Linked DNA regions of Homo sapiens: region 2 is linked to region 1. A link is a loop called in an ENCODE intact Hi-C map of the cell type or tissue named here. Cell type or tissue: CD4-positive, alpha-beta T cell. All regions are shown on one strand. Each heading gives the region's core, and the rest is flanking DNA. Links, peaks and the distances in the headings are about the cores only.

What was found. Hi-C counts contacts between places; a loop is a spot of excess contacts. Peaks named below come from ENCODE experiments on the same cell type or tissue, not always from the same donor. Only the 100,000 strongest peaks of a DNase experiment are listed, where the experiment ranks them.
Region 2: a loop joins it to region 1, with 6 times the contacts of the local background. A loop is called at or near these places in 2 of 110 quality-filtered maps.

Annotation. Positions count from the first base shown.
Region 1 is chr19:23,758,606-23,769,865 of GRCh38, forward strand. RPSA2 (ribosomal protein SA 2) reads left to right here and starts at 4,399. Exons shown (of 4, transcript NM_001355283.3): 1 at 4,399-4,529. It overlaps ZNF681 (zinc finger protein 681), which reads right to left and starts at 286. Exons shown (of 4, transcript NM_138286.3): 1 at 142-286. The coding sequence starts at 144. RefSeq lists enhancers at 1-484, 3,479-4,119, 4,120-4,761, 4,660-5,109, 10,450-10,951. In CD4-positive, alpha-beta T cell, for the core only: no CTCF peak of the experiment used is centred there; DNase peaks (open chromatin) are centred at 4,326 and 4,936; H3K4me3 peaks cover 1,976 bases.
Region 2 is chr19:22,629,221-22,640,480 of GRCh38, forward strand. It overlaps ZNF492 (zinc finger protein 492), which reads left to right and starts at 5,104. Exons shown (of 4, transcript NM_020855.3): 1 at 5,104-5,254. In CD4-positive, alpha-beta T cell, for the core only: no CTCF peak of the experiment used is centred there; a DNase peak (open chromatin) is centred at 5,001; H3K4me3 peaks cover 1,401 bases; H3K27me3 peaks cover 248 bases.

The DNA.
Region 1 (11,260 bases), core at 2,521-6,520:
CGCCATCTTATGGTCCAAGTGGACTGAGGCCGCCTGGGCGAGGAGAACTCAGGGCGCAAATTGTGGAGCTGACTGCGGCGAGGTCTGAGTCCCGCCACAGCCCCTTCCCCTCTCTCGGGATGTCGGACCCGACATTCTCACCATTTCTAGGTTTCCGGGGGACCTGGCGTCTTAGCTATGGATCGCCAATACCTGCAGGTCAGAGGGCCATAGAGGCTGGGCCTCTAGAAGAAGAGGACACAGAGCAGTGAAGACGAGACCCGGAGCTCGGGCTGAAGGGAGAGACAAAGGCCCCGCCAATCCCGGAAGCCGCCCTGTCTGCTCCAGCTGCATGCCTGATTGGACAGTTCCCAGCCCAGCGTCCCTGACTGGATAATGATTAAAACCCCACCCCTCAGGTCCTGAGTGACAGAAGATGTGATCAGATGCTCTGCTGAATGAAGACTAACAACGTAAGTTGCAGCGTTTTCAGACAGGGCTCCCTCCCTGAGCTAAGCCAGGCCCACCCAACAGGGTATTTGCCTTTAACCTTCTGTGTAAGGTCACATGCATTTCAAATAATATACTAGATAGCTATTCAAAAATAAAAATATATATAATAACAATTATTTTAATATTTCATCTTTTATGACCGTCCTGGTTTCTGGCAGCCATAGTCCCTACCCCGACAGCCCCCAGCCCAGATGGCATTCAAATCTTCCTGGATGGGCTTGATGCCCGTCACTCACGCGCTCTTTAGCACTGCGTTGTGTTGGTTACTCAGGCCTGGGAGAGGTGGTGGGGATTGTAGATCCAGGGTAGGAGCCACCTTACACCCAGAGTTCACCTGGCCACATGCCAGCAAGGAAGCCCATGAAGCACAGCCCTAGACACTGAGCCTCGGCACCTCCAGCTGCACTTTCTATTTATATATCAGGTTTTTTTTTTTTTTTTTTTGAGACGGAGTCTCGCTCTGTTGCCCAGGATGGAGTGCAGTGGCACAATCTCAGATCACAACAACCTCTGCCTCCTGGGTTCAAGTGATTCTCTTGCCTCAGCCTCCCGAGGAGCTGGGACTACAGGTGCGTGCCACCATGCCCGGCTAATTTTTGCATTTTTAGTAGAGACGGGGTTTCACTATGTTGGCCAGGCTGGTCTTGAACTCCTGACCTCGTGATTGGCCCGCCTCAGCCTCCCAAAGTGCTGGGGTTACAGGTGTGAGCCACCGCGCCCGGCCTATATATCAGGTTTTTAAAACCATAAATAAACAGACACAAAAGCAGCCACTTTGATTGAGGAGAAAGTGGGAGCCTAAAGCAGCTGACCCTCAAACAGCTTTGCCAAGCCTCAGGCCAGGCCAGGCCATCTCAACACTCCAAGGCTACATGATAGTTACAGAGGACGACAGTTCCCATAGGTACTTGTCAAGCACTGTGCTAGCTTCTCAGTCACAGAGTCTCAGAATTTCTCCTTGCCAATACCCTGTGAGGGGAGGCCCTAACTCACTAGAGCACAGGAGGTTCCTAAGCTCTTCCCAGGAAATGGTTAACAAAGTGTGGAGCTGGGGGAAAACCCAGTCAGAACAAATGACTTCCCAGGGTCTCCCTTGACTCCATCCCTATCTCCACATGGGGCCAGGAGGTGAAGCGAGCCCCCTAACCCCCTCCATTCCACTCTCTCCTCAAAGTGGCTGTTTTTGTGTTTTCTTATTTATGGGATTTCAAAAGCCTGATTTTTAATTTTGAGTAGTTTCAGGCTTGTATGGGTGTATTTGTATAGGCTTTATTAGAAGGAAGAGGGCTTAAGACAATAACATTTTTAAAATGTCTCAGTGGGGAATAGACTTCCATGTCATGAACGATGATGTTGACCTCCTTCTGCTGTCTTTGTGCAAAGTATAAATAGTGTGAGAATTGGCATGTGCTGGGTTGTGGTTTCAGTGTGGGAGGGCAGTTCCTTAAGATGGAAACCAAATCTCACCGAGCTGTAGCAGCCACACTCACCTTTTATCACATTCCCCACCATAGTCTTTCACTTTTCTTCTGTGCTTAAATTTCTTTCAACATATATATATATATATATATATTTTTTTTTTTTTAAGACAGAGTCTTGCTGTGTTGCCCAGGCTGGAGTGCAATGGTGCAGTCTCGGCTCACTGCAACCTCTGCCTCCCAGGTTCAAGCAATCCTCCTGCCTCAGCCTCCTGAATAATTGGGATTACAGATGCGTGCCACCACACTGGGCTAATTTTTGTATGTTTAGCAGAGTTGGGGTTTTACCATTTTGGGCAGGCTGGTCTCGAACTCCTGACCTCAGGTGATCTGCCCACCTCGGCCTCCCAAAATGCAGGGATTACAGGTGTAAGCTACCATGCCTGGCAAACATACATATTATTTTGATTATATATATAGGGTGTATAAATATATGTGTGTATATATATATACACATATATATAGGGTATATATGTGTATATATATATATGTTTGTGTGTGTGTATATATATATGTGTGTGTGTGTGTACACATAGAGGTCTCACTCTGTCATCCAGGCTGAAGTGTAGTGGCTGAATGATGGGTCACTGCAGCCTCAACCTCCAGTGATCCTTCTACCTCAGCCTCTTGAGTAGGTGAGACTATAGGCAGGCAACTCCACACAAGGCCAATTTTCTAAATTTTTGTAGAGACTGAGTCTCACTACATTGCCCAGACTGGTCTTGAACCCCTGGGCTTAAGCAATCATTCCACCATGGCTTTCCAAAGTGTTTGGATTACAGGTGTTAGCCATCAAACCCAGCCAACAATATTTTTTAAAGAACTGTTACAACCAAATTATGAGCTATGGTTGTGCCACTGCATTCCAGCCAGAGCACCAGAGTGAGACCTTGTCTCCAAAAACAAAACAAAACAGAAACACTTATGACCAAATTAAAATTCTAAGGTTGTGTCCTCTGTGTCCCCTTCTTGCCCTGTAAACTATCACTGTTAAATATAATGCGTATTGAGAAAACTGTTAGATATTATTAAGAAATTCCTATATATCTTCTAAGTGAGATAAGGTATTCTAATGTGACCCAATATTTCCTCACCCCTACCTCCAGGGTCTAAACTAGCAAATCAAATCAGGACATCCACAAAGGACAGTTGGCCATGTTCAATTAGAAAATTAAATATCCCCGTTAGTGAGAGTAATCCAGTGATTTTAAAAAAGAGAAGTCAAACTGAAATGCAGCGTAGTCACGGCACAATTACCCTGGAATAGCCACTTCACATGGAATGACTGAGGAGCCTTTCTAAGATGAACAAATTTGGGTAACGTAATTCTTTCTTTCTTTCTTTCTTTTTTTTTTTTTTTGAGATGGAGTCTTGCTCTATCGCCCAGGCTGGAGTGCAGTGGCATAATTTGGGCTCACTGCAACCTCTGCCTCCCGGGTGCAAGCAGTTCTCCTGCCTCAGCCTCCTGAGTAGCTGGGATTATAGGCGTGCGCCACCACGCCCGGTTAATTTTTGTATTTTTAGTAGAGACGGGGTTTCACCATGTTGGTCAGGCTGGTCTCGAACTCCTGACCTCGTGATCAGCCCACCTCAGCCTCCCAAAGTGCCGGGATTACAGGCGTGAGCCACCGTGCCCGGCCCGGTAACATAATTCTTTCTAAACCATTCTCAGCCTGGGCTGCCTCCCACCCCCGCCTTATTTCTAATGGCCATCCCACGATGTGGTCAGCAGTGTGGTACGGCATGGTGAGAGAGGCGCTCAGGGATGGGATGAAGGTCTTTCCCGCATTATGAAAATGATTAAAAAATGTCCAAATGGGCAGGGCGCGGTGGCTCATGCCCGTAATCCCAGCACTTTGGGAGGCTGAGGCGGGCGGAACACCTGGGATCTGGAGTTCGAGAGCAGCCTGGCCAACATGGTGAAACCTCATCTCTACTAAAAATACAAAAAGTACCAGGGCGTGGTGGCATGCGCCTGTAATCCCAGCTACTCGGGAGGCTGAGGCAAGAAAATCATTTGAACCTGGGAGGAGGAGGTTGCAGTGAGCCAAGATCGCACCACTGCACTTGAGCCAGGGCAATGAGGCGGAAACTCGGTCTCAAAAAAAAAAAAAAAAGTCCAAATGTTCTTTCTTACCCTTAAGTAGCAAATAAGATGCATTATACAAGACCCAGGTAAGGAAAAGAGCAAGTGCATTTCATGTCTCAGCTTACTTCTTAATTAGCTGTAATTCCCTGTGCATGTTACCTTACCTTTACTGTCCGTAAAATGCCCTACTGCCGAGCGGGGCGGGTGGTGGTATGGAGAGAATGCTGTTGCTTTATCCAATCAGTGGCGCTGGCGCGGGAACCGCCCAATCAGGGGCGCAGCCGGAGAGGAGGGCGTGGCTTCCGACATTCCGCGGGGTCTTTACCTCTTGCTCCCGCCAGAGTTTGGGATCGGTCTCTTCTGTTCCGCGTCCTCCACCTCGGTAGCCCCTGGTGACTCTGTTACAGCCTCTGTTGACCTATGATCTGCAGGGAGACGCACAGCCAGGACATCCTGGAACCTGGGAAAGGGTGAGTGTGCGGGGTTGGGCAACCCGAGAAGGGAGACCAGGCTGTGAAACCAGCAGAACCGGCCTCTCCACAGTCCGCTCCCAGGTCGCCGACCTGAGTCCCCGCTGGCGCAGCTCCGTCCCAGGCCCCTCTGGCCGCAAGATGGCGGCTGGGCCCACAGCCGGGACCCCAGCGTCCAGCCCCGTCCGTGCGGGGCCATGTCTGGAGCCCCCTGAGCAAGCTCTTCACGCAGCCTCGAGTATTTCCCAGGTTGTTCAGGGATGCCAGGCGGGTCATAAGAGCAGAATCCCGACCCGGTGTTTGCGTGGGAAGAACTGCAGCCTATGGGGCTCCCAGTGTCTTTTGTTAAACATTTTGTTTGAGACGGAGTCTTGCTCTGTCGCCCAGGCTGAAGTGCAGTGCGTGTTCACGGCAACCTCCGCCTCTCAGGCTCTGGTGATTCTCGTGCCTCCGCCTCCCGAGAAGCTGGGATTACAGACCTGCGCCACCCCGCCTGGCTAATTTTTGTATTTCTAGTAGAGAAGTGGTTTCGCCATGGCGGAAGGTGGTCTGGAACTCCTGGCCTCAAGTGATCCGCCAGCCTTGGCCCCCCAAAGTGCTAAGATTAGGAGGAGCATGAGGCACTGCGCCAAGCCTCTTCTCTTAAAAATTAAAGGGAGTCAGGGTTAAAACCTTAAAGAGGTTATTTGAGCCGTGATTGGTGAAATGGAAAGCACCCCAGCCATAGTATGTGGCCCACCTGAGAGACATAAAGCAAAGGGTTTTATAAAGGGCGTGTGAGAAGGCAAACCAAATGCAAGAATTGGTTAGTTATGTAGTCACCTTATTTGTATGATACAGGTGGAAATTTCCTGGTTATGTAATCAGAGGTTAATTGCAGGTTTATGATTGGTTAATAAAATTCAATTATGATTGAATTTTGTTTCCGCCTAAAATAGTAATCTATAAGATATAAACTCGAGTTAGGTTTTACATTTTTTACTTATGAACACAGGGCACTAGGGCCACTTCAGTCTAATTTCCTGCTTTTTAATTACTTTAACACTCCACAGGAGGAGGACTGGTTTTCCTCTGTGACTTCCTAATGTATGGCAAGCAGGACTTCTTCTAATCCACTACCCTCTTCCCCTAGCTTAACTAAGGCTTGCAGTAAAATTATAAATTTCCACTTTCTTTCCTACATTCTCAAATGTAGGAAATGAGGACAAACAACTTCCTCTCTCCAATTTACAACACTATCAACTATTTGTCCTTTATTGTGCATTTCAGACACAGTGTTTTAATTGTTAATCATGTTTTTACACTGCAGTGGATGGCAGGTTTTTAAAGATTTGTTTTCTGTTTGTAAACACTTTTTTATTGGAGACAGAGTTTCATTCTTGTTGCCCATGCTGGAGTGCAATGGCATGATCTCAGCTCACTGAAGCCTCTGCCTCCCAGGTTCAAGTGATTCTCCTGCCTCAGCCTCCCAAGTAGCTGGGATTATAGGCTGCCACCACTGTGCCCTGCTAATTTTTATATTTTGAGTAGAGAGTGGGTTTTGTCTTGTTGGCCAGGCTGGTCTTGAACTCCTGACCTCAGATGATTTATCTGCCTCAGCCTCCCAAGTCTGTAAACATTTTATGTGAGAAAAAAAGTAGAAAATAATCCTCTGGAACTCCACTTTAAAAAAAAAAAAAAGTCTGCGCCTCTCCTTCTTTTATCTTCCCTAGGCACACACACCCTACTAGTACGTCTTTGGGTTGAAGTTTTGCTTTGGAGAAATTACAGGGCCTTTACAGCAGCCCTTTAGTCTATTCTTGGTAATGAGTTTCAGAACTGTCTGGGGTAACTCAACATACCCACAGTGGCCATATATCTTGGAGTGTCTAATGAGTATCATCCCCTGAGTCGTCTCTTAGAGGACAGTCTGAGGAGTAAGAGTGTAGCCTCTCAGAAGAGCAACTGGATGGCCTAGGCCTGTGGAAAATTTCCTTGTATACTATTTGTCTAAAAAGCTAACCTCTTAGAAAATTAAAATTATTTTTTCACAAAGGAATGCTTCTACACTGTTGGTGGGAGTGTAAATTAGTTCAACCATTATGGAAGACATGGTGGGAACTCCCTGAAGACCTCAAGACAGGAATACCATTTGACCCAGCAATCCATTATTGGGTATTTACCCAAAGCAATATGAATTATTCTATTATAAAGGCACATGCATGCGTATGTGCACCGCAGCACACTTCACGATAGCAAAGACATGGAATCAACCTAAATGCCTATCAGTGATAGACTGGATAAAGAAAATGTACATATAAAACATGGAGTACTGTGCATCTATAAAAAAAAAATGAGATTATGTCCATTGCAGGAATGTGGATGGAACTGTAAGCCATTATTCTTAGCAAACTAACACAGGAATAGAAAACTAAATACCACATGTTCTCATTATAAGTGGGAGTTAAATAATGGGAACACATAGACCCGTAGAGGGGAACAACACATACTAGAGCCTATTGGAGGAGGGAGAGGATCAGGAAAAATAACTTATGGGTAGTAGGCTTAATACCTGGGCGATGAAGTAATCTGCACAACAAACCCCCATGACACAAATTTACCTATGTAAAAAATTTGCAATGTACCCTTGAACTTAAAAGTTAAAAAAATAATTTGTTAGCTTTTCCAATAATTCCCTGATAGCGTTTTGATTTTATGTGTGTATGACACCTATTATGTATCAGAAATTTGGATTACACAGATGAACAGGGTTCAACATACCTGCCGTGTAGGAGTTTATAGTTCATTAGCATGGATAGGTGTGTAAAAAATTAATTTATTCTGGAGAATAATACTTGTACATAAAAAGACATAAGGTATTGAGCTGTAAGGTAATAGTGATCAATTCTGCCACTAACATAGCAGTGGGAATATCAAGGAGGGCTTTATAGAAGAGGTGACATTTGAGTGGGTGTCATTGTTTAATAGAACTTTTTGTATTAATGTTGCTGGTGCGGATATTTCATTTCCTTTTTTTTTTTTTTTTTTTTTTTTTTTGAGATGGAGTCTCACTCTCTTTCCCAGGCTAGAGTGCAGTGGTGCAGTCTCGGCTCACTACAACCTCCACTTCCCAGGTTCGAGTGATTCTCCCACCGCAGCCTCCCGAGTAGCTGGGATTATAGGCATGAGCCACTGTGCCCAGCCTCAGAGTGTACCCTTTAAAAAATTATTTTAAAAAAATTTTACCTCTTGACTCTGAAATATATTGAGAGGTCTTCCCCCAATGAGATAAAAATGAACAAGTGTGTAAACAGTTAAGAAGTTTTTTCTCAAGCTAATTTTTTTTTTTTTTTTTTGAGACAGAGTCTTGCTCTGTCACCCAGGCTGGAGGGCAGTGGCGCGATCTCCCCGGCTCACTGCAAGCTCCGCCTCCCGGGTTCACGCCATTCTCCTGCCTCAGCCTTCCGAGTAGCTGGGACTACAGGCGCCCACCACCTTGCCCGGCTAATTTTTTGTATATTTAGTAGAGACAGGGTTTCACCGTGTTAGCCAGGATGGTCTTGATCTCCTGACCTCGTGATCCGCCCGCCTCGGCCTCCCAAAGTGCTGGGATTACAGGCCTGAGCCACCGTGCCGGGCCAAATGTTTTTTTTTTTTTTTTTGAGACGGAGTTTCGCTCTTGTTACCCAGGCTGGAGTGCAGTGTCGTTATCTTGGCTCACTACAATCTTCACCTCCTGGGTTCAACCAATTCTCCTACCTCAGCGTCCTGAGTAGCTGGGATTACAAGCGCCTGCTATCAAGGCCGGCTAATTTTTTGAATTTTTGTTTGTTTGCTTGTTTGTTTTGTGTTTTTGGGAGACAGAGTCTTGCTCTGTCATCCAGGCTGGAGTGCGGTGGCATGATCTCGGCTCACTGAAACCTCTGCCTCCCGGTTTCAAACCATTCTCCTGCCTCAGCCTCCTGAGTAGACAGGTGCGTGCCACCACGCCCAGCTAATTGTATTTTTAGTAGAGACGGGGTTTCGCCATGTTGCCCAGGCTGTTCTCGAACTCCTGACCTCAGATTATCCACCTGCCTCGCCCTCCCAAAGATTTGGGGTTACAGGCGTGAACCACGGTGCCCGGCCTAATTTTTTGTATTTTTAGTACATACGGGGTTTCATTATGTTTGCCAGGCTGGTCTCTAACTCATGACCTCAGGTGGTCCATCTGCCTGGGGCTCTCAAAGTGCAGGGATTACAGGTGTGAGCCACCACGCCTGGCCTCTCAACCTGATTTTTATTTTTAGTAGACACATTGGTGATGAGACAATCAAATGTTCGCATTGATGAGAAAAGGCAGAAATGATTTTTGTTCTCTGGATTCTTGAAATAAAATTTTTTCCAAAGGACAAGAAGATCCCATCCCAGTAAGGCAATGCAAGAACCTGCAAGCAAAATGTACCTGAGACTCACAGTGGGGTACAAAGTGTCTCCTGGGAAGGTGGTCACTGAGTAATTTAATAGGCAGGATGGGGATGACAGAATATTTTGAGTGATATTATGGTCTGACTTGACAGTGGAGTCAGACATGTTTGTGTCCCAATCAGCACTGCCACTTCCTGAGTTTGTCACCTTGGAAAGATTTTTTCACTTATTTCAATTTCAGTTTTTTTTTTTTTTTTTTTTTTTGAGACAGAGTCTAGCTCTGTCGCCCAGGCTGGAGTGCAGTGGTACAATCTTGGCTCACCACAACCTCCGCCTCCCGGGTTCAAGCTGTTCTCCTGCCTCAGCCTCCTGAGTAGCTGGGATTACAGGCGCCCACCAGCATGCCCAGCTAATTTTTCTATTTTTAGTAGAGACGGGGTTTCACTGTGTTGGCCAGGCTGGTCTGGAACTCCTGACCTTATGATCTGCCCACCTCAGCTTCCCAAAGTGCTGGGATTACAAGCGTGAGCCACCACGCCCGGCCCAATTTCAGTTTTTTAATAACTGTAAATTACATTTCATCAGAAGAGCTTAAAAGATGTTTAAAAAGTCAACGACTATGAAAGGTATATTTCAGAAAAATCTAGTGATATGTTTTATTTGTTAAATTTATGTTTTTTTCTGGTTGTGTAATTTTAAATAGAACCCCAGGGGTTTGCTTTGAGAATGCTACCAGAGAAGAGAAATAGGAAAAATCTTTTTTCCATTATGGCTATACAAAGTGAATACATTTCCACAAGCAAATATGATAGATTAATTGGTGCATTGTATATATTTCTCAAACCATCAGCTCCTCTTTTTTTCAAAGTCTAGAATTTGTAATGGTGGATATCTCTGTTCTGTATTCTGTTGTCTAGATATCCAAGTTTAATGCAAAATTTTATGACATGGAACTTGACACTTTCTAGAAATGTTCACATATGGTTGTTTATTAAATTATCTCTCATGGAAATATTTAAATGACATGTTTATTGTCTGAAAAGGACAGATATTTAAGCTTTTTTTTTTTTTTTTTCTTTTTTTTTGAGAAAGAGTCTCGTTCTTTTGCCCAGGCTGGAGTGCAGTGGTACAATCTTGGCTCACTACAACCTTCACCTCGCAGGTTCAAGCGATTCTCCTGCCTCAGCCTCCCTAGTAGCTGGGATTACAGGTACACACCACCAGGCCCATCTAATTTTTCTATATTTAGTAGAGACAGGGTTTCACCATGTTGGCCAGGCTGTTCTCAAACTCCTGACCTCAGCCAATCCGCCCGCCTCAACCTCTTAAAGTGATGGGATTACAGGTGTGAGCCATTGTGCTTGGCCCCCTTTAACTATTTTATGTGACTCTTCTCTCTTACCTGAACGTTGCCCAAAAAGAGATTGTGACATATATTTGGGCCCAGCACCAAGGTGATGTAACTCTCCTCTTCAGCCGGGCCTTGCCCACAGAAGAGAGAATGACTTATTCCTGAGTTTAGCATACAGGTGATTTGATTCTTCTGCTGACTCCCAGAAGTCACTGTAACATATATCTGGGTCCATCGCTGAGACTGTGTGACTCTCTTCTCCCTGGGACCTGTCCACAGTGGGGATTGTGACGTATTGCTTGGCCAAGCACCTACGTGATATGACTCTTTTCTTAGGCCTGGGCCCTACCCACTGGAGTGATTTTGACACATTGCTGGGCCTAGCTCAAAGGTTATATGTGACTTCACACTTCTTCCTGGGCCCTACCCATGAGGGGCACTGTGTCTTAACTCTGAGACACTTAATTAGGTGATGTGACTCTCTTTTTTCGAGATGGAGTCTGGCTCTGTCACCCAGGCTGGAGTGCAGTGGCAAAATCTTGGCTCACTGCAACCTCCACCTCCTGGGTTCAAGTGATTCAACTGCCTCAGCCTCATGAGTAGCTGGGATTATAGGCATGCACCGCCACAGTCAGCTACTTTTTGTATTTTTAGTAGAGATGAGGTTTCACCATGTTGGCCAGGCTGGTCTCAAATTCCTGACCTCAAGTGATCCACCTGCCTTGACCTCCCAAAGTGCTGGGATTACAGGCGTGAGCCACGATGCCCGGCCGATGTGTCTCTTTTGTTTGGACCCTCTTCTTGGGATATTGTGACATATTGCTGGGCCCAAAATCTAGGTGATGTGACTCTACTCTTTGGTCTCTGCCCAAAAAGGGATTGTGGCATATCACTGGGTCAAGAACCTAGATGAGGTGACTCTCCTCTCCAGTCTGGGACCTGCACACATTGTGTGTTGAGACATATCACTGGGTCTAACACCTAGGTAATGCAA
Region 2 (11,260 bases), core at 2,751-6,750, 1.1 Mb before region 1:
CAGTTTCTCTTAAAGTAACAATATACGTGTCAGTCAATAACAGTGGGAATGACTCCTGTGACTACTGTCTCTCGTAATCCTTTCAAAAACATTTGCTTCTCCCTTTGCAACCATATGCTCTATGAATTCACACACTGAGTAAAGAACTCTTTGGTGAGCTTATCATGAATCTCACATACTAAACAAACATAATACTGTATTAAGATCTCCTATAAAATTTGAGCAAAGTCTATTTGAATAATAGTAGATCAGAAATGAAAGAATTATGTTGAGCTTTCTGGAAGATGTAGAATTAGTTATTTTGTGTTTATGAGTTCTCTATTAACCTACATTTGTTACTTAGGAATATATATATTTTATAGAATTGGGTGCGATGGCTCATGCCTGTAATCTCAGCACTTTGGAAGGCCGAGGCAGATGGATCACTTGAGGTCAGAAGTTTGTGATCAGCATGGGCAACATGATAAAACCCCATCTCGACTAAAAATACAAACATTAGCTGAGCGTGGTGGCACATGCCTTTAATCCCAGCTATTCAGGAGGCTGAGATGTGAGAATCACTTGAACCTAAGAGGCAGAGGTTGCCCTGAGCTGAGATGCACCACTGCAGTTCAGCCTGGGCAACAGAAAGAGACTCTGTCTAAAAAGAAGAAGAAGAAAACAAAAGGTTAGGAATATATATGTTTCTTATTCTGTGAAGTTTAAACGGATGCACTTGCTCAAAAAATGAATAAATTTTACTCCAAATTTTTGCATTCTTCAATGCATCTTGTCTACAATAATTATTACTGTCATGTCCTAGTGGTGATTTTCTATTTTGCATTATCTATCTACATTGATTAGTACTTGGAATTTTTTAAAGAAGTCTCTTTTCTCCTATGTTTTTTCTTTTTAAAATTATTATTATTTTTTTGAGACAGAGTCTCACTCTGTCGCCCAGGCTGGAGTGCAGTGGCGTGATTTTCAAGCAATTCTTCTATCTCAGCCTGACCTCCTGTTGGCCAGGCTGGTCTTGAACGCCTGACCTCAAGTGATCCACCTGCTTTGGCCTCCCAAAGTGCTGGGATTACAGGTGTGAGCCACCATGCCCGGCCATTTTGGGTAAAATTTAAAGGAGAAACAATGTATTTATGCAGACTCAAAGGATCTGCCTCCAAATATTTATAAATACCATTTTATCTTAATTTTTTATGACTGTTTAAAAAAATTATAACAGTACTGTGAGATATATAATGTACAGATGTAAAATTTATGAATAATATAAAGAATTAAAAAAGTAATTAAAACTCTCCAACAGCAAGTTCTTCACATTTTAGCTTTATTAAAATAGTACAGTGTTAACTTTAAGTAGATTGTAATATGTTAAAGATGTATATGGTAATCCCTGAAGAAACCACTAAATAATGTAAAGAGGTGTCACTTAAATGTTGATAAATGAATTAAATTAAATTTCAAAAAGTATTTGTACAAGGATGTTTATAGACCTTTTAGTCATAATAGCTTAAAGCAGAAAACAACCCAAATGTCCGTATCTTGGAAGATGAATAAACAAATTGTAACTCATTCATGCAAGAGAAGACTACTCAGCCACAGAAAGAAACAAACTACTGAAGCACACACCCTGGATGAATCTCATAAACCTGCTGAGACAATCTTGAAATAAAATAATACATATTGAATGATGTCAGGCAAAATGAACCAATGGTTTTAAAAAAAAAACACACCAACAAATAGCCTTCATTGACAATAAAATCATCTGGGAAAAAAAGCATGAGGAAATTATTTGAGAATAATAATAATATTCTATCATTCTATTCTAGATTCCATCAATAGAATAAAAAAATTCTATCCATTCTTAAAAAATACGAAGACTATATATGAGTATATTTACATGTCAAAAATTTTTAGGATTTGTGCCTTTCAATGTTTGTATATTTGACCTCACAACAAACAAAAGTGAAAAAAATAATGGAGGGTGGACAATGTGTTGACCAGAAATGACTGAAGTAGAGAGCTATAGGTGAAACAAGAATGAGACATGATTAATAGTTCTCGAGGCTTCATGGCAGGTCTATTGAATTTTTGTTGTTGTTGTTGTCATTGTTTTTCATATGTTTAAATTTTTATATAATAAAACACTTAAATAAAAACACAAAATTGATCCACAATGTTAACTCTTAAGATTATGGTTATTGTCTAAGAAGAAAAAAGAAAGTGATTGTTGGGGCATGAATGAGGTTAGTTTTATTTTATTTTATTTTATTTATTTTGAGATAGGGTCTTGCTCTGTCAGCCAGGCTAGAGTCCAGGGGTGCAATCTCGGCTTACTGCAACCTCCACGCACGCCAGGACTCAAGTAATTGTCCCACCTCAGCCTCTGCAGAGGCTGGGACCACAGGTTTGCACCACCATGCCTGGTTCTTTTTTGTTGTTTTTTTTTTGGAGGGAGAATCTCACCATGTTTCCCAGGCTGATCTCCAACTCCTGAGCTCAAGCAATCCACCCACATTGGCATCCCAAAGTGCTAGGATTACAGACACGAGCCACAGCACCCAACCTAGTTTCATTTTCTGATTACAGAAGTGTATTTCTTTTTAACAATGCATTCAGCTTTACATAAATGAATGCTTTGTGCATACATTTCTGTATAAATGTTATATATCAATAAAAAATTATATAGTACTTTTTTTGTTGTTGTTTGTTTTTTGGGTTTTTTTTTTTGTTTTTTTTTTGAGACAGAGTTTTGCTCTTGTTGCCCAGGCTGGAGTATAATGGCGTGATTTCAGCTCACCGCAACCTCCGCCTCCCATGTTCAAGCGATTCTCCTTGCCTCAGCCTCCCAAGTACCTGGGATTACAGGCATGCACCACCACGCCTGACTAATTTTGTATTTTTAGCGGAGACAGGGTTTCTCCATGTTAGTCAGGGTGGTCTCGAACTCCCGACTTCAGGTGATCTGCCTGCCTCGGCCTCCCAAAGTGCTGGGATTACAGGCATGAGCCATCGCGCCTGGCCCATAGTACATATTTGAACAAAATGCTAACTTAGTATCTCAGAATAATGGCAACATTTTTTTGTTTGTTTTATGGTGGAACACACACACTCAGGGCATAATTATACAGCTTCTAATATTCCAAAAAGAGTATTCAAGCCCTTTTTGTTTGTTTGTTTGAGACAGAATCTCGCTCTGCTCTGTCGCCCAGGCTGGAGTGCAGTGGCACGATCTTGGCTCACTGCAACCTCCACCTCCCGGGTTCAAGCGATTCTCCTGCCTCAGCTTCCCGAGCAGCTGGGACTACAGGCACGTGCCACCATGCCCGGCTAACTTTTTTTGTATTTTTAGTAGAGACGGGGGTTCATCGTGTTAGGCAGGATGGTCTCAATCTCCTGATCTCATGATCCGCCTGCCTTGGCCTCCCAAAGTGCTGGGATTACAGGCGTTAGGCACCGTGCCCAGCCAAGCCTTAACTCCTGAATGAGACCATACGTCTTTTTATTTTAGCCCCAATTCGGTACATGGCATGTTTTTAATTTTAGGGGAATGCAACCTTTATTCTAGAAAATTTTTCCCTCACAGTAACGATCACCAATGTCAGGGCACCTACATTGGCCAATGTCAGGGCCTTGTGTGCACTCAGTATATATACAACTGGGTTGGTTCAGGAACAAAACCAATAGCGACGTTGGTTGTGCATAGAACAATAATTTGGTAATATTGGTAAGACAAAGCCATGACTTAGCGGCAAACATTTTTTCATTCATTTGAGAAAAAATTTGCAACTAGTCACCTAAAAGTACTGGTTTACAGCACTGGCATTTGACCTTGGCTGCGCTCTGTCATCACCTAGAGATATTTACACTATTGCCCAGGTTCCATTGCAGGAATTCTGATTTAATTGGTATGTGGCAACTTGTGTTTGGGGGATTTTAAAAGACCTCCGAAGTGATTTTTACATGCAGACTCGGGTGAAAACAATTGGTTCAGGGTGAGGGATGTATTCACTGTGTGTGATTTCCAGGTGTGCTTCTGGAGCTTTGCCCCATGGCTGCTTCTGACTTTGAAATCTTCAACAGCAGCTCTGCCATTGTAAAAATCAAAATGCAGGCCAGGCAGGGTGGCTCACACCTATAATCTCAGCACTTTGGGAGGCCGAGGCGAGTGGATCACCTGAGGTTAGGAGTTTGAGACCAGCCTGGCAAACATGGCAAAACCCCATCTCTACTAAAAATTGAAAAATCAGCTGGGCATGGTGGTGCACGCCTGTATTCTCAGCTACTGGAGAGGCTGAGACACCAGAATCTCTTGAAGCCAGGAGGCTGAGGTTGCAGTGAGCCGAGATCACACCACTGCATTTCAGCGTGGGAAACAAAGTGAGACCATGTCTTAAAAAAAAAAAAAAATCAAAAGACAACTTCAAGATGTACTCAAATATTTTGCTAAATTGCAGCAGAATGAAATGTCTTCCGGCTGGGGTCGGTGGCTCACGCCTGTAATCCCAGCACTTTAGGAAGCTAAGGAGGATGGATCACCTGAGGTCAGGAGTTCAAGACCAGCCTGGGCAAGATGGCGAAACCCCGCTTCTACTAAAAATACAAAAAAATTAGCCGGGCGCGGTGGCAGGCGCCTGTAATCCCAGCTACTCGGGAGGCTGGGGCAGGAGAATCGCTTGAACCCGGGGGCGGAGGTCGCAGCGAGCTGAGATCGCGCCACTGCGCTCCAGCCTGGGCGACAGAGTGAGACTCTGTCTCACACACAAAAAAGCCTAAATTTAAAAATAATTATTCTATTCTTTTCATGTGTGAGCAGCCATATAGTATATTATTTACAAATATATGAGACCTTACACACAACGTTAAAGGCAAACACCTTCTGCGGTGTGCTTGGCTCAGCTCAGGCAGGAAGCCCTGCCTGAAAAGGCTGCACCTTCGGCTGTCACTCTGTCCTCATTCGGCCCAGCGTTTGGTTACATCTTCTGTCACTCAGGGCCTGAGGGCGGGGGGGGGGGGGGTCTTAAACGTTATCCATTCAGCGACGCTGGCCTGGGAACTGTCCAATCAGGCACGCAGCTGGAGCGGAAAGGGCGGCTTCCGGGATGTGGCGGGGTCTTTGTCTCTCGCTGCAGTCGGAGTATGGTCTAGTGTTCGCTGTTCTGCGTCCTCTGGTCCTAGAGGCCCATCCTCTGTGGCCCTGTGACCTGCAGGTATTGGGAGATCCACAGCTAAGACGCTAGGACCCCCTGGAAGCCTAGAAACGGTGAGAGTGCCGGGTCCGACATCCCGAGAGAGGGGAAGGGGCTGGTTGGAACCGGTGGCAAGAGGCTGTGGCGGGACTCAGGCCTCCCCGCAGTCGGCTCCACAATCTGCGCCCCAAGTTCGCCTTGCCCAGCCCAGCCTCAGTCCCCTTCAGCCATCAGATTGGCGGCTGCGCTGGCAGCCGGACCCCCGGGCGTCCTGTCTCTTCCCTGCGCAGTGACGGTGCCCTGGCCTGGAGCCCTCTCTGGGCAGCTCTGCACCCGCAGCGTCGTGTCTCTCCCAGATTGTGCAGGGACCACGGGAGGGTGGTCAGGGGAGAATCCTGACTCGGGGTGCGGGTTCACGAATGGGAAGAGCTTTGGTTTGGTTTATGGGGTTCCTAGTTCCTCTTTTCTTCTATTAAAAATTTATGGGAGTTATCGCGAAAATACTTAAAAATTTAAGCAAGGAGTGGTTCAAAAGTTATAGAGCACCCAGCTGTGGGTTGTAGTTTGTGGTCGGTCCATGGGAGGATCTTGAAGGAAAGATGCAGATGAAAATACCCAAATTCAATAATCGGTTAGGTATATTTACGTAGTTTCTTAATTTTCACCTTGAGCCTACAAATTTCCTGGTTGTGTAATCAGAGCTTACTTGGCAGTTTATCGTTAGTTAAGCCTGAATTTTGTTTCCCCCAATGTAGTAATTTCTAAAAAAAAAAAAATGCATTTGAGTTTGATTTTTTAAAATTAGGAATCCAAAGATTAGAGCCACCTCAGTCTATTTGCCGCCACATGGGGCTGATTTTCCCTGGCATTTTTCACATAGGTCCCAAGCAGGTTCTCAAGTCAACCCCCCACACCCCATTTCTCCAGCTTAACTCTGGCTTGCAGTAAAATACTGAATTTTCAGTTCCTTCTGAAAATCTCAAATGCCAACTTCTTTTCCCTAATTTACATTATTATTTGTCCTTTAGTGTACATTTTTCATACTGTATTTTAATTAATCATTTTTTGACAAAGCATTAGATGGCATATTTAAAAAGATATGTTTTCTGTTTGTAAATATTTCCCATGAGAAGAAAGCAAGGAATATCCCGATAGTGAATTGTAAAAAATCTCTGTGCCTCTTTTTCTTTTGTCTTCCCTAGGCATAAAGATCTTATGAGAATGTTTTAGTGTCAAGATGTTTTTATTTTGCAAACGTTATGGGGTGATTTGTGCTTAGCAACCCTGTCGTTTATTCTTGGTCCTGGCTTTCAGTACTGTCTCTGAATAAACCAAGATAACCGCTATGGCGATGTCTGCTAGAGTATCTAGTGAATATCAGCTCCTAAAGTCATTTTCTTTCGTAGGACAACCTGAGATATGGAGTGTAGCCTCTCAAGTGGATACCCTGGGGAAAAGATGAATCTCTTTTAACTTTTATTTTTGGTTCAGGGGTACACATGCAGGTTTGTTATACAGCTAAAATTGTGTCATGGGGGTTTGGTGTGCAGATTATTTTGTCACTGAGGTACTAAGCATAGCACCAAACAGGTACTTTTTCTGATCCTCTTTGTCCTCCCATTCTCCAACCTCAACTAGGCCTCACTGTCTGTTGTTCCCTCTTTGTGTTTACGTGTTCTTATTATTCAGCTCTTACTTAAATATTTTTTTTTTTTTGAGATGGAGTTTCGCTCTTGTTGCCCAGGCTGGAGTGCAATGGCGCGATCTCGGCTCACGGCAACCTCCGCCTCCCAGGTTCTAGTGATTCTCCTGCCTCACCCTCCCAAGTAGCTGGGATTACAGGCATGCGCCACCACTTCCAGCTAATTTTGTATTTTTAGTAGAGATGGGGTTTCTCCATGTTGGTCAGGCTGGTCTTGAACTCCCAACCTCAGGTGATCTGCCCGCCTCGGCCCAAAGTGTTGGGATTACAGGCATGAGCCACCGCGCCCAGCCTCAGCTATTACTTAGAAACAACATGCATTTGGTTTTCTGCTGCTACGTTAGTTTTCTAAGAATAGTGGTCTCCAGCTTCATCTATGTTGCTCTATGTTGCTTCAAAGGACATGATCTTCTGTGTGTGTGTGTGTGTGTGTGTGTGTGTGTTTGTGTGTGTGCGTGTGTGTATGTGTGTTTTAACGGCCACACAGTATTCCGTGATATTTATCTACCATATTTTATTTATTTATTTTTATTTTATTATTTTTTTTTTGAGATGGAGTTTTGCTCCTATTGCCCAGGCTGGAGGGCAATGGCACGATCTTGGCTCACTGCAACCTCTGCCTCCCGGTTCAAGCAATTCTCCTGCCTCAGCCTCCCAAGTAGCTGGGATTACAGGCATGCGCCACCACGCCCAGCTAATTTTTGTATTTTTAGTAGAGACGGGGTTTCACCATGTTGGCCAGGCTGGTCTTGAACTCCTGACCTCAAGTGATCTGCCTGCCTCGGCCTCCCAAAGTGCTGGGATTACAGGTGTGAGCCACCACACCCTGACCCCATGTTTTATTTTTAGTAAACCTTTTTTTTTTTTTTTTTGAGACGGAGTCTAGCTCTGTTGCCCAGGCTGAAGTGAAGTGGTGCAGTTTGACTCACTGCAATCTCTGCCTCCTGGGTTCAAGCAATTTTCTTGCCTCAGCCTCCCAAGTAGCTGGGATTACAGGCTCTTGCCACCACGCCCGGGTAATTTTTTGTGTTTTTATTTATTTATTTTTATTTTTTTAGTAGAGATGGGGTTTCACCATGTTGGTCAGGCTGGTCTCGAATTCCTGACCTTGTGATCTGCCTGTCTTGGTCTCCCAAAGTGCTGGGATTACAGGCGTGAGCCATTGCACCCGGCCTAAACCTTTTATTTTATTTTATTTTATTTTTGAAGACAGGGTCTCACTCTGTTGTCCAGACTGGAGTGCAGTGGCATGATCTCAGCTTACTGCAGCCTTAACCTCCCAGGCTCAAGCAATCCTCTTCTACTTTAGCCCCCCAAGTAGCTGGGACTACAGGCACACACCACCAGGCCTGGCTAATTTTTTTGGTATTTTTTGTAGAGACAGGGTCTTGACATGTTGCCCTGGGTGGCCTCAAACTTTTGAGCTCAGGCAATTTACCTGCCTCAGCCTCCCAAAATGCTGAGATTACAGGTGTGAGCCACCATGCCCAGCCATACCATATTTTCTTTATCCAGTATACAATTGATAAGCATTTAGGTTGATTCCATGTCTTTGCTTTCATGAATGACAGGGACTGCAATGAACATACGTATGTCTTTATAATAGAATAATTTATATTTTACTGGTTATATGCCCAATTATGAGGTTGCTGGGTCAAAAGGTAATTCTGTTTTTAGTTCTGTGAGGAATCGTCACACTACTTTTTATAGTGGTTGAATAATTTACACTCCCATGGGTAGTGTATAAGCATTCCTGTTTCTCTGTAACCTTGCCAGCATCTGTTATGTTTTGACTTTCTAATACTAGCCATTCTCACTGGATGAGATGATATTTCATTGTGGTTTTTCTTTGAATTTCCCTAATGATTAGTGATGAGCATTTTTTTTATGCTCGTTAACCACATGTATGTCTTCTTCGAAGAAAACACCCTTTTCATGTTTTTTGTCTACTTTTTAGGTCTTTTTTTTCCTGTAACTTGTTTAAGTTTCTTATAAATTATGGGTATTGGACCTTTGTCAAAAGCATAGTTTGCAAATATTTTCTTTTATTCTGTGTGTTTTTTGTTTACTGTATTGATGGTTTCCTTTGCTGTGAAGAAGCTTTTTAGCTTAATTAGCTTCAATTTGTCAATTACTGCTTTTGTTGCAATTGCTTTTGGTATCTTTATTTTAAAATTTTTGCCGGCTTCTATTTCTAGAATGGTAATTCCTAAGTTATCTCATGCATTTTTTAAAATAATTTGAAATTTTACATTTAAATCTGTAATTTATCTTGAGTTGATTTTTGTATGTGGTGTAATGAAAGGGTCCAGTTTCAATCTTCTACATAGTCCTAGCTAGTTATTCCAGTACCATTTATTAAATAGGGATTTCTTTCCAGATTCCTGTTGTTAGCTTTGCCAAAGCTAACAACCAGATGGTTGTAGGTGTGTTGTATTATGGGCTCTCTATTCTGTTGTATTGGTCTATGAGTTTGTTTTTGTACCAGTACCATGTTGCTTTGTTTACTGTAGCCCTGTAGTATAGTTTGAATTCAGGTAATGTAATGACTTCAGCTTTGTTCTTTTTGCTTATGATTGCCTTGGCTATTTGGGCCCTTTTTTGGTTCCATATAAATTTAAAAATTTTTTTGTTTTGTTTTTTAGCTCTGTTAAGAAATATTTTTGGTAGTTTGATAAAAATAGCATTAAATCTGTAATTTCTTTGGCAGGATGACTATTTTAATAATATTGATCTTTTTTTGTTTGTTTGTTTGTTTGAGATGGAGTCTTGCTCTGTCGCCCAAGCTGGAGTGCAGTGGTGCGATTTCGGCTCACTGCAACCTCTGCCTCCCGGGTTCAAGCAATTCTCTCCCTCAGCCTCCCGAGTAGCTGAGATTACAGATGCCTGCCACCACGCCTGGCTAATTTTTGTATTTTTAGTAGAGATGGGGTTTCACCGTGTTGGCCAGGCTGGTCTTCAACTCCTGACCTCGTGATCCACCTGCCTCAGCCTCCCAAAGTGCTGGGACTACAGGCGTGAGCCACTGCGCCTGGCCAATATTGATCTTCTTTATCCATGAGCACAAAATGGTTTTCCATTTGTTTGTGTCATCTCTGACTTCAAGCAGTGTTTTCACAGTGTTGTCATAAAGATCTTTCACCTCCCTGGTTAGCTGTATTTCTAGATATTTTATTCTCTTTGTAGTGATTGTGAAGGGGTTCTGTTTTTGATTTGGCTTTTGGCATGCATGTTTTTGATTTACAGGGATGCTACTAATTTTTGTACATTTATTTTGTATTCTGAAATTTTACTGAAGTTTTTTGTCAGTTTGAAAAGCTTTCCTAGGCCTGGCGCGGTGGCTCACACCTGTAATCCCAGCACTTTGGGAGGCCAAGGCGGGCAGATCATCTGAGGTCGGAAGTTCAAGACCAGCCTGACCAACATGGAGAAACCCCGTCTCTACTAAAAAAACAAAATTAGCCGGGCGTGGTGGCGCATACCTTTAATCCCAGCTACTCAGGAAGGCTGAGGCAGGAGAATTGCTTGAACCTGGGAGGCAGAGGTTGCAGTGAGCCAAGATCGCGCCACCGCACCCCAGCCTGGGCAATAAGAGCGAAACTTGGTCTCAAAAAAAAAAAAAAAAGAAAAGAAAAGAAAAGCTTTTCTGTGATGATTATAGGGTTTTTCAGATACAGCATTATGTCATCTGTAAAAAGAAATAAGTTTGACTTCCTTTCTTCCTGTTTGTATGCCTTTTTTTTTTTATCTTGCCTAATTGCTCTAGCCAGGACTTCCAATTTTATGTTGAATAGGAGTGTTGAGAGGAGGCATGCTTGTCTTGTGCCTGTTTTCAAAGAAAAATGATTCCAGGTTATGTATATTCAGTATGTTGGCTGTGGGTTTGTGATAGATAACTCATTATTTTGAAGTATGCACCTTCCATCCCTAGTTTGTTGAGACTTTTTAACATAAAAATGTTAAATTTTATTGAAAGCCTTTTCTGCATCTATTGACATACTTTTGTGCTTTCTGTCTTCAGTTCTTATTATGTGATGAATCACATTTATTAATTCATGTGTGATTTTTTTTTTTCTTTGAGATGGAGTCTCACTCTCTTGCCTAGGCTGGAGTGCAGTGGCGCGATCTCAGCTCACTGCAACGTCTGCCTCCCGGGTTCAAGCAATTCTCCTGCCTTAGCCTCCCAAGCAGCTGAATTACAGGTGCTTGCTACCACGCTCGGCTAATTTTTGTATTTTTAGTAGAGACAGGGTTTCACCATGTTGGCCAGGCTGGTCTCGAACTCCTGACCTTGGGTGATCTGCCTGCTTTGGCTTCCCAAAGTGCTGGGATTACAGGCGTGAGCCACCACGCCCCACCTCATATATGTTGAATTAGC